2 separate regions of the Homo sapiens genome follow, and region 2 is linked to region 1. Evidence: chromatin contacts called from ENCODE Hi-C data. All regions are on one chromosome and are shown on one strand. Each heading gives the region's core, a stretch centred on a gene start or an enhancer-like site at or near the end of the contact. The rest is flanking DNA. Distances are from core to core; before and after follow the strand shown. Region 1 overlaps CHD2 (chromodomain helicase DNA binding protein 2). Region 2 overlaps LOC105370982 (a long non-coding RNA gene).

Region 1 (2,700 bases), core at 18-2,517:
GCAAACACAGTTGATTTAGGAAGTCACACAATGACACTGAAATCCTACAGACCAAAATCCACTTGTCAGCAGGAGCAGCAGCCCAGGCCCAGCACCAGCGGTCTTCCGGCTCCTCTGAGGGCTGCCACGTTGGGCGAGGGGAGCCATGCCAAGGGTCCAGGCTGCTTTAGGCCATCTGTGCCCCACTCATCTGGGGACAGATGGTTTTTCTTTATTGTAAAATTGTGGACTTTTAAAACCTGTTGACTAAACAGTAATTAATTTATATTTGTGAAAAATGCCACTGTCCTAGTGATTTCTGATGTAAATAATGTTGTTTATATAGTATGTATTAAATTTTCCTACATTGTAAAACTGCTGTACTTTTGATTCTTGTATATTAAAAAGTGTTACTGAGCATTTTTAGAATTGGGCTAACACGTTGCATTGCATTGTGGTGTGAGCTCTGTGACTAGAGATACCGCCTTGTCTACCTTCCCTCGTTGGTTGCTGGGTCACATCCAGATGTTTTGACAGCTTGTGAAGTGGAGTCTTTTAAAGTTGCATTTCCCTCCATCCAGTACCAGTTGCATTGTTGCGTACCGGCCTTAACACCACAGATACCTAAGCTGTTCCTGAGTATGCCGTCGTCGAGGTGAACAGCTCCCTGGCCGAGCAACTCCAGGCTGTGGCCCACAGCTCTGCACTTGAGGGAGGGCCAGGGTTGCCGAAACCGGTAGTTAATTCCCGTGGGTTAGTCCTGCCTGGGGGGATCCAGGGAGACCTAGGGGGGCCACCCCTTCTATCCTGAAGGAAATAACACTGTGTCTGCCAGCCTGTAGCTTTGAGGGTAATTTAACAGATGGGGTCTGGGGGGTGGCATTTTATAATGGAAACACTGACACAAACGTTAGCTTTAGTATTCTGGCACAGGGGCAGGCCCAGCTCTGGTGCAGCCCAGACAGAGGAAGGGTGGCACAGCCTGCGGGCGGAGATCTCTGTCTGAATAAGGGTTGAAGTTTGCCCAGATCCACGATTTTCACTAATGTTTTGGTGACTTTGAGACTAGCTCTTAAATCTTGATACCAAATAAGCCATGTGTCTACTGAGAGCTGAGCTGTCAACTGCTGTGACTCCGCTCCGTCAGCCCAGGGGACTTGGACGCAGGGGCCCTTGCCAGCCCTGGCCCGCGCTGGAGCGGGAGGCTGGGATTTTTAGTTCACGTAGTTCTTGAGAAAGACGAAGAAAAGCTGAGGGCTCTTGGTGCCCATCAAGAAACGACTCACAATCGTGTTGTAACTCATGACTCAGCTGGAACAATTTGGGGAAACTTTAAGAACAAGTACTGCAATAATCAGCTTATTATGACTTACAATAGCAACAAGGCTTCGAAACTGCCAGCTGCCAAAACGCCTGCCTTTTACTGGAAGCGGCCGGCCCAGGGCCCCTGCCTCCTCCCTCCTCCCTGGCAGGGCCTCGCACGCCTGGCATCACGGCAAGCCCTCCTCAGTCAGCGCCAACAGAAAGGTCACTTATTGAAACCCAAGTCCCTGCAGTTTGCCAGACCAGAGTCGGCTCCAGATTCCAACCTGTGGCTTTTAAAGGCGCAGGACCAGCTCTGATGTGAGGCGTTGCCTTAACTGAAGCCCCCTGCACCAGTCCTTTCTGTCATATCTCATGGGACCCATTTGGTCTCCCAGCCCACCTCAAATCTGTTCTGATCAGTGAGCGGGTGGGGAGGAGAAGGTGCAGCTGGATTCAGTGAAAGTTCCATCCTGCAGAAACCTGGGCACTAATTGAGGAGCTGTTCCCGCTGCTGCCGGTGGGCCCCTCCCCCAGGCTTGACGTCTTGGGGGTGTTCTGGTCAGTTCTGCTGGCGTGTGATGTGGTGGATGACAGTGTGCTCAGGCCACCTGGTTTTGCGCTGAGCCTCCTGCTGTCTGGCTTTGTGTGGGAACATGGACCAGTCCATGGCCTAAAGGCTTCTTACCTCGAAGATGGGCAGAACAATATCCACTTCCGGAACATCACACGTGAGCTTCCTCTTAATTTCTTTAGTGACCTAAGAAGGAATTGTTGCTAAAACACGGGCCCCGTTAACCACAGGCACTGTGGTGGCCCTCGGGGCGTTGGGGGGCTGTAAAGGGGCCTCCCGAGTCAGCGCATTGCCCCCATGTGGTCCCTCCCCATGTTCAGCTGGGTGATCACCTTGCATCTTCACCTGCAAAGGAAGGAGGCCGCTTCTTGGGTTCATGCGGTTTTTAAGTGAGAGTGTGCACAGTGGAAAAGGAAAAGGTTTGTAACCCTAAGGGCGACCTGGAAGAGACAGCATTCAAAGTCCTTGGCTGGGGAATGGGTGGAGAGGGTTGAGTCAGAGGGCAGCTGGATGGGTTGAGGCAGACTAAGGACAGAGCTTGCCCGGCCTGGAGGGCAGGCCCGGTGAGCACCGGGCCCAGCACCTCCCACTCCAGAGACTGCAAGACAAGCGAGCTGCCCTCTTGGAGCCCCATTGGCCAGGGCTTCTGGAAAGCCGCAGCTTGCTGTGCGGGGAGACTAAACCCCAGCAGGAAGGCCCAGCAGGGACTAGAACCCCCAGGAGCTCATAGTCTCATGGGGGAGACACTGCTGGAACCAGACAGTTATGGGAGAGGACGTTTTCCTTGAACCAGGTCTCCAGCCCCTCCTGTGGGCTGGTCCTGCTCCAGGAGCTGGACCCGCGCA
Region 2 (2,700 bases), core at 95-2,594, 190 kb after region 1:
GGTGGTCCAATAATCTGTGTGGAGCTCGCGCCAGGAGCCTGGAAGCTGGCCTCCGTACCCCGACCCCTGCCCCGCCTTAACTCTCCCATTTCATCAGCTATTGTCCAGTTGATTCTACTTAGCAAAGGTCCCTGGAATTATCCAAATGCCTGTCACCCCCACTGCTACTCCTCTAGTTCAGGCCACCATTACCTCTCACTAGATTGGTCCCCTCACCCTCCACTAACCTTGCTTGCATTCAATCTAATTTCCACAAGATACATGGCGTAAGCTTTCTAGAGCCCACCTCAGCTCCTAGCATTACCCCCTTGAACTTCTTCAGGGGTTGCTTACATGCTTGCAAATTCCCAACATGATATGTGTGGACCTTCACAATTTGGCTTCTTCCTGATTTTATATGTCTTGACAACCTGTTTCCCCCTCATTCCCCTCACCCTCTCAGACCCCTAATATGCTCCAACCATTTTGAACTACTTTCAGCCAATTCCTGGCTGGGGGATCTTGGGGAAGTCAATCAACCTTCCTGTACCTCAGTTTCTTCATTTGTAAAGTGAAGATGGTAGCAGCACCTGCATGGGTTGTTGAGGATAAAATAGGTTCATATATGCCCAGTGCTTTTAGCAGAGCCTGGCACTGATTCTGCCACCTCCTCGTGCCTCTTTGTATGCAGAAACTTTGTACCTGGAACTTCCTCCCACTTCCTTCGGCTTGCTTTTGTAGCGTGGTGGTCACCACTTCTGTAGAATGAGCCGCAGGCCATGTTGCATCGTAATCGTCTGCATTTCATTCTGTCCACGCACCACACTAGAAGCTCTTTGAGAGTAGGGACTGTTTCTCCGTTGCCTTGACACACCATAGTCAATCAATATTTGCTGATATAAAGAAAAAAAAACAGCTCACAAGGAGAGACTACGCCAAATTCCAGGTAGTTGCCTGTAGACCCTGGGAAGGTAATATTTCTTTTCATAAATGCACAAATGGTTATTCTTTTTTAATGAACCAAAAGAAAAACAAATTCAGCAGGTTGGCATTTGGCAAAAGCCATTTCAACATCTAAAGATATTTCTTGTTCTGGAACTCAGAACGACTTTGCACTTCCAAATGTCATTTGCAAGGTTGCTGGACTGATTAGGTTTGCTCTTAGCCCCTTCCCTGCCCATTTCCTGCCTTGGCTGGTGTTCCTTGAATGGTTCGGCATTCCAACTTGGCCTGAGATGCCAAGGCTCCCTGCTCTGCATTTAGCCTGCATTTCTCCTGGGTCCTGAGGGAAGCTGGGAAATGCACTCTGCATTTTTATCTCATGTGGTTGGGACACAGGGTGGTGTCCCAGGGAGGAGGCACTTTCTTTTGCCCTGGGCCAGCTGTGGTGGCATTTGACATGGCTGAAGGATTCTGTCACTCCAGTTGGCCATGGCTCATTAAAATGCCTGGGCTTGCTGGGAATTGTATTTCCAAATCTGTGCTTCTCATAGGGCCATGGAAACAGATTAGGGTGTGTCTTTCCCAATGTGTCTGATTTGTCCATGGTCACATGAGGTGGAGAGGGGAGGAGGGTGTGTAGTGCAGAGAGGTGCTTTGCAAAAGTTTGCACCTGCTGTTTCCTTCCGAAAGTGTGCAATCTCTTACCCCTCCCCATCCTGTAGAAATTTCTTAAAAAAAAGCACCACATTTTGTCATTTTTGCATGTTATATGTTATAAAAATTGACTGTAAGATTTTTTAAACACCCAGCTAATAAGTGATGCATACTGTTTCATTTACTTTAATTATGTAAAAGAAGCATGATTTGTCAACAGGTACATCACAAATTATATAATTCATCAGACTTGGTTGAGAAAAACAATCTTAAAACATAGATGGAAGTTTAATTATGTATTAGCATTGAAAATAGGCAAAACCTGTCCTTGTGACCTAATATTGGGAATTCTTGCATTTTGCACTTAAAAATCAACTGGATAATTGGTGTGAATTTTTTTTTCTTTTTTTTCTTTTTGAGACAGAGTCTTGCTGTGTCGCCGGGCTGGAATGCAGTGGCGCGATCTCGGCTCACTGCAACCTCTGCTTCCCAGGTTCAAATGCTTCTCCTTCCTCAGCCTCCTGAGTAGCTGGGACTACAGGCACGCGTCACCACGCCCATCTAATTTTTGTATTTTTAGTAGAGACAGGGTTTCACCATGTTGGCCAGAGTGGTCTCAATTTCTTGACTTTATGATCCGCTCACCTCAGCCTCCCAAAGTGCTGGGATTACAGGCATGAGCCACTGCGCCCGGCCAGTTGGTATGAATTTTTAGTTACATTCTTAAGTATTGAAGAAAAAGAGCGATTTAGGCTACTTGCCATCATTTCTTCAAAGTATTCCATTGCAAGAGTAGATAGCTTAATTTCTAGTAAAGAAAGAAACAAATTGGATATAATTCTCATAGTTTTCTCACATTAATGTGGCTTCTGAAATGTTGGAGACAGCTTGACGGGCCACTAAGGTAAATGAAATTCAGAGATTAAGCTCAAAAAATCTAGGAATAACATTCTCCAAGGTAGTTTTCAACATTTCTGCCAAGAAATAGGAAATTAGACTGTGAACTGGAAGAAGATCTTTGGAAAAATAATTTGACGCTATAGTCAAAAGTCAAAATAGCTTAGCTAAAGTCAAAATTAGGCATAACCTTTGATCCAGCAGTGTTCTTCTAGCCATATGTATTGG

The links. A loop is a pair of places that touch in the nucleus more often than their neighbours do. Pooled maps may share reads with other maps.
Region 2: a loop to region 1 is called in a map of psoas muscle, with 2.4 times the contacts of the local background. The contact joins two enhancer-like sites. A Hi-C loop is called at or near these places in 2 of 168 maps with a recorded cell type or tissue (gastrocnemius medialis and psoas muscle) and 8 of 50 pooled maps.

Annotation. Positions count from the first base shown.
Region 1 is chr15:93,027,589-93,030,288 of GRCh38, forward strand. It overlaps CHD2 (chromodomain helicase DNA binding protein 2), which reads left to right. Exons shown (of 39, transcript NM_001271.4): 39 at 1-408. Among named protein-coding and RNA genes, the nearest start is that of RGMA, 60 kb to the right of the region's middle. RefSeq lists an enhancer at 858-1,364. Within about 2 kb of position 1,268, at least 29 of the 41 ENCODE cell types and tissues checked have a DNase peak (open chromatin) inside an H3K27ac peak, as active enhancers do; they include gastrocnemius medialis and psoas muscle, where a contact is called at or near this core.
Region 2 is chr15:93,216,158-93,218,857 of GRCh38, forward strand. All of the region lies in intron 1 of LOC105370982 (a long non-coding RNA gene), which reads left to right. Among named protein-coding and RNA genes, the nearest start is that of RGMA, 130 kb to the left of the region's middle. Within about 2 kb of position 1,345, at least 4 of the 41 ENCODE cell types and tissues checked have a DNase peak (open chromatin) inside an H3K27ac peak, as active enhancers do; they include gastrocnemius medialis and psoas muscle, where a contact is called at or near this core.